Regions from separate parts of the Homo sapiens genome. Here region 2 is linked to region 1. Evidence: read pairs that join two places in POLR2A ChIA-PET (ENCODE). Cell type or tissue: Caco-2. All regions are shown on one strand. Each heading gives the region's core, and the rest is flanking DNA. Links, peaks and the distances in the headings are about the cores only.

Region 1 (5,389 bases), core at 113-5,112:
CCTTTGCTGACTCACCATGTAATCTTGGAAAATTCCCCTGACTTCTGTTTACTGGTCTTTCCATGAAACAAAAGATGGCGAGGATATCTCATGATCCATACCTCATGCAGATGTCAGTGGATTTGTTAGGACTAGGCTGCAATACACATTCGGCTCTGTAGAACTGGGCACAATCCATTAATAATTCATAAAAGACACCTAAGTATTACAAAGGGAAGTGGTTTGTCATTGTCAGATGGAAGGAACCTCCTTTCACGTGGTGGGGCAATTCAATGTTTTGCAGTCCATAGTGTACCCAGTGACCCTGCCTGAAGTCACTCAACCTCTCTCAGACCCACTGTACTCAACTGGAAACTGAAGATATGGCCAGAGTATCATTAAGTTTTCTTCTAGCCCTAATATTCTCATACTTTATCAGTTACTTCAATTTAGAACCCCATCATGGACTAACTGTACTTCCCAATAATAAGGATCCATAGCAGCTGAGAGTCACCAGCAAGAAAATCAAAGCAGCTAATGAGAATGAAATTGAAAGTAGGAAAGGAGTATAGATTTCTCTTTAAGCGTTGCCTATCTGGTCTAGAAATGTTACCATGTAAAGATACACTAAGATCTCTTAACATTGAGTAAGATTTCCAGTCAATGTTTCAGAAGCATTCCAGGTTTCCTGTCTCTCTTCTGTCGTGGGGTGAGCATCTTTCTATGGACTCAATCTATGGCCATGTATTGACAAGCTGTAATGAAAAGCCCGGATACGTGGATCCAGGCCAGGATTTAGGGCCAATTTTTTTTTGGCTTTATTTAATCTCACTTTCTCTGGGTATAAAAGACAGCATGGAAGAGAGCTATAATGCCTGGCCGGGGAGTTGCAGAGGCCTATTGTTGGCTGGCTATTTTAGCCTTGGCCTTGCTATTTCCACTGAACCTCCATTTCCTCCTCTGTAAGACAAAGGGGTTGGTTAGATGCTCTTTACAGTTCATTTAAATGCTAGCCTTCCACTTTTTGGCTCTCCTGGGTTTTCAGAGCAGAGTCTCTGAAGGAAGCATCCTTGACCAAGTTTCGTTTCACAGCCCAGAGATCTCCATTCCTGTTCCCTCAGGGGCTTGGGCACAGGAATTGGGTTGAATCCATTTGCAACTGAAATCTGTTCACTGTAATAAGTATTTGTGTTCCAATAATTTTCTAACAGCTTGTAATAAATAAAGCCAAAGGCATTCCTCAAGGAACTGCAATTAAAGATGCATCCATGGTAGGGGGTGGAGGTAGCAGGGGATCTGGAGGAGGGAGACGAGGCTTTCTCTTGAAATCCTGCTAAGGACAAGCAGCCACAGCTCTGGTACCATAAAACTGCTGAACTGACAACGCTTTAATGGCATCACCTCTCACTAGTCTCAGTTTAATATGTTCCCTGAAGGAATCCTTCGTCTGTGGAGACAGGCATAAGCTGACACATTCATAGAGAGTCTTCTTGAAAATGAGCCTAATGAGTTTACTGTCACTTCAGACGGGTTGGAAAGTAATCTGTGGATGAAAGAGTTAAATTTCACCAGCTTGAGCTGTGCAGTGGGCAAGCCCCAGCTGAACATTTGAGGAGTGAACACGCAGAGATAGGCAAAGTTCTTCAGGTTCAAAGGCTTGTTTGGGAAAAGAATCCAAAAAGTTCAGATGCTTTTGCTGAAGCTTATCTGATTTATTCAAGCTGGGGATGGGAGAATGCAGAGGCATTTGTGGAGCTAACCAAACATAAGATGTGTTCTTGCTTTGCACTTTCTGCCTTAGCTTTTCGGCTTATGTGTGTTTTGAGGGGAAATCTAATCCACATGTTTCAGATCCTTGGTATTGGAATGCATGAAGGTGCTGGCTGGTCGTAGGGCAGCTCAAATGACTAGGTGATAAGTAAGCAGTATGGAGATCATCTGGGCAGAAATACACCAAAGAACGGAGAAGATCAGTCATTTCCCCAAGTACTGCTATTCCCTGGGGCCTTGTCATCACCTGGTAGGAGGAGGGACCATGCTGGAGTGTGCATGGGAGGTTTTCACAGCCAGGCCTGGAAGTGGCACAATCACTATTCATTGAGGCAGAGAACAAGGCTGAAAAATGCGGGGGTTCAGGAAAAAGAAGCAAAGTGACAGGACACCATATAGTCTGTGATCCCGTGCACAGCTTAGGGGACATGCATAAAAACCTGAATTTAGAATTAGAACACACAAGCTTGAATACTTGAGCAACCATAGCCTCAGTTTCCTCACCTGTGAAATGGATATTTTGATCAAGAATCCCTGCTTCATGCGGTTGAGAAGACTAAATGAAATAATGGTGATGAAAGTTTTTGGTTCTGTGCTTGGTGCAAAAAAAAATGCACTGAATAAATATTTATTTTTTATTGTTTAATTTAAGTTAGATTTAATGCAAATCCTGGTTCCTTTGTGTGTTCCCCAAACTGGTTTACCCTGTCTCCAACCCAAAAATTCTCATTGTCACTCTGAGAGCAGCAAGAAGTACATTCTCTCTGGAAAACAATATAAATTGGCTCACATATTTTTTTCCACGCTAAACAGCATGATTTCAAAATGCTGGAAAAAGCCAGAGCCAAAGTAAATTCCCCCAACCTTTCTCTCTCTCTCTCTCTCTCTCTCTCACACACACACACACACACACGTGAACTTTTAAACCTTGCAAATCAGACAAGTGAAAAAAAAAAAGAAAGAAAGAAAGAAAGAAAGAAAAAGCCCAGCCTTCCATTGCTTCACATCGTATATATATCGAGTTCACTTCACAAACACAAGGTGCACTGTCAGAAGTGCCTTCGGCAAAGTTTGTACTTTGCTTGAATTCTAACTTTTGTTTACCAAGGTAATAAACCAGTCCTCTGCTGCACCAGGTGTAAAGCTATTATGAAAAGGCATATTTGTATTTCACCCCACCTCAGATGTACGGTATGTGGGACATCCTGCACTGTAAGAGCAGCCTGGATTTATTTACAGAGAGAGGCGCTCAAGCACAGAGAGGAGTGTCTCCAGGCTGGTAAAGGCTGAACCCCTGTGAAGAACTGGTCATCTAATCTTCCTCTTTTCTTTCGGCCACCTGCCCCTTCAGGCAACAGCGCCTTCCCTCTTTGCAGCGACAAATCATCCAGCCTGCCAGCAACCCTCCAGGGGCCTTTGCAGTCTCTGTGTAGGCAAGTTACGTCTTCCTGAGTTTTTTGTCCTACATTTTCAACCAATCTATTATTGACAAGCCTTGTACAGCCAGATTACAGTAGGCAAATGCAGCAGCTGAGGAAACGTCTCCTACCCTGTGCCTGAAAATCTCCACAAGCTTTTCTTCCCCTTCCTTCACAGGACCTGGTCATACCCTGATGGGCTATCTGAGGCCTGGGATGGGTGGGAGGAAACTTTCACCCAAATCTCTGAGCTAAATGGCCCGGAACTCACTCTAAATCATCTACTGAAATCCTGGCACAGAAAGGAGGAAAGAATGTATGGAAAAGGGCAGACTTAGAATGCCAGGGCCATTAGCCCGGGCAAGTAGAAGAGCTGCAAAGGGGGTCCCTGCGCTGTTGTTGATTCCAGGAGAGTCTGGCAGACCACCCAGAAACTTGCATAAGGCACACAGCAGCAGCAGTGGCATCCCAGCTCAACACGTCGGCTGCATGACACAGGCAATTTTCTCAGTCCTCGGCTGGAGCCTGGAGCCTCCCATTTGTCTTCTGGGAGGTAATTCCAATTTCTTCAGAACTTTGAGTTCTCATATTTCCTAAGCCCCTAGTAGGTGCAGAAGATTCAGCCAGGGCACTAGCCCATCTTAGGCACTCAATAAGTATTCTTAAACAATGAATTGGGCCGGGCGCAGTGGCTCACACCTGTAATCCCAGCACTTTGGGAGGCCGAGGTGGGTGGATCACTTGAAGTTAGGAGTTTGAGACCAGCCTGGACAACATGGTGAAATCCCATCTCTACTAAAAATACAAAAATTAGCTGGGCATGGTGGTGGGCACCTGTAATCCCAGCTACTCAGGAGGCTGAGGCAGGAGAATGGCTGGAACCCAGGAGGGGGAGGTTGACGTGAGCTGAGATCACACCACCACACTCCAGCCTGGGTGACAGAGTGATAATCCCTCTCAAAAAAAACAAAACAATGAATGAATTCTAGCTTTATCACTTTAAAAAGTAAAATCTTGAGCAAAGATCCCTTTGTGAACTCATATTTATTATGTCTAAAATGGGAATTATAAAAGTTATTACATTTCAGAATTGTTGTTACAAATAAGAAGCAGGTGAAGAGCCCTTGGTAAGCTTGCAAGAACTGCACCAACATTGGTGGTCACAGGCATGTCTAACACCTCCTCATGCTCGTGCATCTTGACCATGCTTTGCCAGTCATTGTCTCCCTTACATTGCCTGGAAACTCAATGCAACACACATCCATTGAATGACTACTGAGGTTTAGGTACAGTGGAAAGCACAGAGTGTATAGAGATTGATAAAACATCCTTGTCCTCAGGGAGCTTAGTAAATGAAGAACGAGTGTTGGGAAAAGACATTTCATCACTGAACACATCATTATTAAGTGTGTAATAGTCAGTCATTCAATCACTGTTCATTGAGGGCTAATTATGGACCAGGTACTGCTCTTGGCATTGGGCATTGTTTTAGTTAGGGTAGCCTCATGTAATGAGTCAACACAGAACTTATTTCTTGCTCACATAACAGTCTTGGAGGAGAATGTAGGTTGCTGGGGCAACTCTCCTTCACTTAGTCATTCAAGAGGCCAGGTTTCTTTCATCTCGTCCCTCTACTACTCCCTGAGGCCTTGTCATCATCTGGTAGGAGGGGGGACCATGCTGGAGTGTGCATGGGAGGTTTTCACAGCCAGGCCTGGAAGTGGCACATATATTTCTACACATGTTCCATTAGCTGGAACTCAGTCACACCTAACTACAAAGGAATCTGAAATGAGCCCTGCTCTATTTTCAAGAAAAAGAAAGATTTTGGTGAACATCTAACTGACTGATACAAGGATATAGCAAATATTAAGATCATGCTCCTATCCTCAAGGGGCTTACAGGTTTGGGAAGGTTATGCTACATAAATAAACACATAACCAAAATCATCTCAGGTATCATGAGGAAAATAAAATAAGGAAATGTGACTGTCATTTAAGCTGAAGGGGGCCTTTCTTAGATGGAGTAAGTGGTCGCCTAACTAAATAACAGTCGAGCTGACATCCAAATGGTGAACAGTTATCAGTTAAGAGAAAGACAAGAGGAGAGGAGTCCAGCAGAAGCTACAAGTGCAGGGCCCTGAGATGGGACGTGCCTGGGATATTGAGAGCAAAGCAAAGGCCAGTGTGGTGTGTGAATGAGGGCAGGACACACAGAATGAG
Region 2 (5,389 bases), core at 273-5,272, 340 kb before region 1:
GAGGGCCATGGGTGATAGAAGGTAAATACCCATCTGCTGTTGCCTCTGAGAGCCTAAAACCTATCAGGCCAAATGCCTCTAGTATGGTTTGCACGGACCTTCATAATTTGGCACCTACTTGTCCCTTCAGCCTCATTTCTTCCAGGCCTTTATGTGCCCCCACCCTCCACCCTCCTTCTAGTAGTTTTCCAAGCACATCTTACCTCTCCCTGCTTATCTCTGTTTGCATATCTTCCCTTTTCCCTCGGGAGTCCTCAGCCTTCTCTTTCAGATAACTTCAAGTGACGGGGCCTGAATGCAAGCAGACCAATGAGAGTTGCCCAGGCATTTGGAAGTAGCAATCAAGACTAGCATGGGGGCCAGGTGCGGTGGCTCACGCCCGTAATCCCAACACTTTGGGAGGCCGAGCCAGGCGGATCACCTGTGGTTGGGAGTTTGAGACCAGCCTGGCCAACATGTGAAACCTCGTCTCTACTAAAAATACAAAAATTAGCAGGGCATGGTAGTACACGTCTATAATCCCACCTACTCGGAAGGTTGGAGCACAAGTATCACTTGAACCTGGGAGGTGGTGGTTCCGGTGAGCGAAGATCACTGATTTTTCATAAGTGTGTTTGATCTCCTCCATGCAAATATAGGATTCTTTATAGTCGTCTTCATGTCTTGTTCATTTCTCTTCCCCAGCAGCCAAGGCAGTACCTGGCACTTGCAACCAAATGCACTCTAGCCTGGTTGACAGAGCAAGACTCTGTCTCAAACAAACAAACAAACAAACAAACTAGCATGGAGAGGGACACAAGAGAGAAATGTTTATGGTCCTTGCCTTACCCTAAATTACTGTGCAACCTTTTGGCAAGTCACTTCCTCTCTATTCTGAGTTTCTTTATCTATTCAATTGGGTTCTTAGATTTGGTGGTCTCTAACACTCTCCCAGTTTTTCAATTTGATGTTACATTCTACCCAGTGACCAAATTCATATTCCAGAAGCATAGTATGCTATGTCATACCGCAAATCTTGTAAACGTTCCTGATATGGTTTGGCTGTGTCCCCACCCAAATCTCATCTTGAATTGCAGTTCCCATAATCCACACATGTAACAGGAGGGACCAGGTGGAGCTAATTGAACCATGGGGGCGATCTCCCCCCACCTGTTCTTGTGATAGTGAGTTAGTTCTCATGAGATCTGATGGTTTTATAAGGGTCTTTCCCCTTCACTGGGCACTCATTCTTCTGCCTCCTGTTGCCACATGAGGAAGGACATGTTTGCTTCCCCTTCTGCCATGATTGTAAGTTTCCTGAGGCCTCCCAGCTATGCTGAACTGAGAGTCAATTAAACTTTTTTCCTTTATAAATTTCCCAGTCTTGAGTATGTCTTTATTAGCTGTGTGATAATGGACTGATAGGGTTCAATAATATCAACCAAATTAAGTTCATACCCTGCAGCTTCCCCTTCCTCATTTCATGATCAAATCCTGATGGCCTTTTCCAACTATAAGTTGTACCTCCAACACCCCCTCCTCCACCACACACATACACACACACACACACACACACACACACCACTTCCTTTACTTCCTGCCTCTGGGCTTTTGCACGTTTAGTTTTCTCCTCTTGAACCTAAAAGACTTTCCAGGGCCATCTCTGAATCTGCAGATTCTACATGTCCAGCCAACCCCCTCCCATTGCCCATTCCTTCCAAACTCCCTCCATTAATATGAAAATAACTTCTCTATTTTCTCAAAAAGATACCCATCTCATTATCCCAATGCATTACAACTTTTCATCAGTGTGTTTGATCTCCTCCATGCAAATATAGGATTCTTTATAGTAGTCTTCATGTCTTGTTCATTTCTCTTCCCCAGCAGCCAAGGCAGTACCTGGCACTTATAACCAAATGTCAACCAGTAAGTGAGTGAATGAGTGAATCACTCCTTCACTCAATGTGGATAGAAAAGCAACACAATTGATGCTGTCTCTCTGGAAGTTTGGTCATGTTTCTTTAGACCATGACTCTGAGCAGGCATCAGGAGGGGCAAGGGGAAGAGACAGGACTAATATTGGTCATTTGTTACAATGTGCTGTGTGTGCACTTTCTAGGCCTTCTAACGATTACCATACATAAATTGTATAAATTTTCCGATAACATCATTCTGCTACTAGAATAGACATGAAATTAAAGCCGTGGTTATTTTGCAACTTTATATAAACAAAATTTAAAAAGATACCTAAGGGCATCTTTTTTCAGAAATAACTAAGCATAAGTGACAGTTTTAATATTTTATGTATCCTCTTCTATAGTTGAACATAGGTCTTTTCCAAGATTATAGTACCAGTGTCATATACAAACCAGGCCTTTGGGTGACAGTGACTCCAGCTCGGCCCAATGAGCATCAGTCTTTTGAAAAGAGGTTAAAAACTTAACATGGTAAATAGTAGTGCAGGCTTGTAATGAATGCAACACTAAAGATAATAAAACAGTTTATAGACCGGGCATGGTGGCTCACACCTGTAATCCCAGCACTTTGGGAGGCTAAGGCAGGAGAATCGCTTGAACCCAGTGGGTGGATGTTGCAGTGAGCCAAGATCGTGCCACTGCATGCCAGCCTGGGGGACAGAGTGAGACTCCCTCTCAAAAAAATAAATAAAATAAAATAAAACAGATTATAAAAGGTTTGCTTACTCTCTCTTCTTCACATCTCATTGTAGAATGGAGGAAGAAAGTGAATGTAAAATGAAAAGAATGTATCATCAGACTTCCTAAATGAATGTTTTCTCTTTTTATTGAGTACTAGGTCTTTGATGTCACAAGGTAATTTCTTCATTAGCTTACAGGAATCAAATCAATATGGACAAACAATCATTTGTATCTGTCCCCTGAGTTTCTGCACAATGTTACCCAGTTTTTAGTAAGTGGCTATAATGTTTTGCATTTTGCCAGATCACAGGATCGGATTGTCTGAATGCATTTTGTTGTATCCCAACTCGGCCACCTGTACCAATTTAAAGGCTTTTGACCTCAGGTAAGTGCAGGACTTAGAAGAGATATGATCGTGCCTGGAAGCCTGTGAATCTTCAGAGATCAGGCAGAGCATTCTCACAGTGGGGGCCAGTCTCTTGTGGCAGAGATGTTGGTAGGCAGAGCTTTAATCCTTTTTGTGTTCACTACCAATGAAAAGTTTCAAAGAGGCTCAAACAACAAGGGAGACAACTTATGCCATCTTTTTTGCTCTAACAACAGGTTATTACTGCACCTACTAGCCTTATTAGGCCTGGGAATACAGTGTTGAGAAAAACATTAATAGACTCAGTTCCTACCCTACATCCTAAAACAAAGATAATACATAGTACCAATTCCAAGCAGAGGAGTGTGTTGAGATAGCTTGGCTGAGACCTCCCAGGTGGACCACTGGATGGGCTGGATCCACCACTGCAGCTGAGAGGCTCCTTTGATGGTGATGGGGCAGGCAACGATGATCCTGGAGACACAACCGAGGACCCACTGGGGAAACACAAACATGTCATGAACATTTTTGTCTTCACACAACAACAGAAGCAGGAGGTAAAGGATAATGTCCAAAGGTTTGAGTTGCATGGAGCTGAAGAAGGTCTGCCAGTTCTTGATGAGCTCAGTACCTGGAATAGGCTTTAGGATGTGCCTTGCCTCATTCATGGCTGCAATCCACAGTCTCACTGACTCCCTGAGCATCACAGCAGATATTAGGTCAGTTTTAGATAAATAGAAAGAAGTCCATGATATATATCTATATAAATCTCTTTATATATACATATATTATATATATGTATATATATACATATATTATATATATGTATATATAATATATTATATATATGTATATATATACATATATTATATATATGTATATATATACATATATTATATATATACATATGTTATATATATTATATATGTCTTCTATATATACATGTATATATACACAGTTTAATTGAGGTATAATCTGCATACCATAAAATTCATTCACTTTAGGCAGAAGTGGTTTTTAGTAAATTTAGTAAATTTATGGAATTGCATAACCATCACTGCATTCTAATATTAGAGCAGTTCCATCACCCCAAAACGAAACCTTGCACCCATTTATAGTCATTGCCTATTCTTATCTTCAGACCCAAATATCTACTAATCTACTTTGTGTCTCTATAAGATTTGCTTTTTCTGGACATTTCATGTAAATGGAATCATAGAACGTGTGAACTTTTGCATCTGATTTATTCCACTTACCATGTTTTCAAGGTTCATTAATGTTGGAGCATAATGTATTAATACTTTTTTCCTTTTTATGGCCAAATAATATTCAATTATATGGATATACCATATTCTCTTTACTCATTCATCAGTTGCTGAACATTTGGCTTATTTCCGTTTGGGGGCTACAATGAATGAAGCTGCTGTGACCATTCAGGTACATATTTCTATGTGGACATATATTTTCATTTCTTTTGGTTACATGATATTTTAAAGTGGGAGAAAAAGCATAGATGTAATTTTTTAAAGGATTTGAAAGGGTATGCTTAATGTTATAAAAGTGATTGTTTTAAAGTGGTAGAATTATTTATTCTTTTTGCTTACCTAAATTTTCTAATTTTCTTACAATAAATGTGTCACTTTTAAATTTTCCTATGTGTCTGTAATAAGACAGACAATACAGCTTTTTTAAGACAAAAAAGCAAACACATATTTGGGAAGATGTGATCCCTTTTGTTTGACCTTGAATCTTCTCAGCAATCTATGCCAGAAGGTTTGTGGTGGAATATTATTTTGAAATATTTAATTAGATCTTTACCCGTATTTCTAGACCTTGGCTCTTTATTCACCCAACTAGCTAAGACAGTCTGTGTTAGTGCATTCCCAGGGATGGAATAGACCTCAAATTGAAGGAGGCTAGGTTTCTTTTACTTTCAGAATAAACTTAATTTTAATTGCATACTCCCAATTATAGAAAATTTTCACATTTTTGCTTTTGAGTTTGTGGACTAAAATTAGCAGACTTTTACAGGTTAACCAGTCTTTATTTGAGAATCATCAAACTCAACATCGCTCAAAATTGAATTCTCCCGGGCTCTGCCTTCTTCCCACTTCCCTGTCTCCTTTCATGGTACCCCAGCCTTCTTGTGAGGAGGATGCTCACAACCTGTGGTCATTCTTGACTTCCCTCTCCCTAACTCCTCATTCCAACCACTGGTCAAGTCTGGCTGATTCTACCCACAAATTCAATGTATGGGTAGGGAGAGAAGAGAGGCAGCGATTTTATTTCTTTATTTATGAAACAGAGTCTTGCTCTGTCATGGAGGCTGGAGTGCAGTGGCACAATCTCAGCTCACTGCAACCTCTGCCTCCCGGGTTCAAGTGAT

What was found. Peaks named below come from ENCODE experiments on the same cell type or tissue, not always from the same donor. Only the 100,000 strongest peaks of a DNase experiment are listed, where the experiment ranks them.
Region 2: POLR2A ChIA-PET joins it to region 1 with 5 read pairs; 4 of 35 experiments call an interaction of 5 or more read pairs at or near these places.

Annotation. Positions count from the first base shown.
Region 1 is chr3:187,806,663-187,812,051 of GRCh38, reverse strand. No RefSeq gene overlaps it. Among named protein-coding and RNA genes, the nearest start is that of BCL6, 64 kb to the right of the region's middle. In Caco-2, for the core only: no CTCF peak of the experiment used is centred there; DNase peaks (open chromatin) are centred at 1,871 and 2,951; H3K4me3 peaks cover 189 bases.
Region 2 is chr3:188,144,677-188,150,065 of GRCh38, reverse strand. No RefSeq gene overlaps it. Among named protein-coding and RNA genes, the nearest start is that of LPP-AS2, 6.7 kb to the left of the region's middle. In Caco-2, for the core only: no CTCF peak of the experiment used is centred there; a DNase peak (open chromatin) is centred at 273.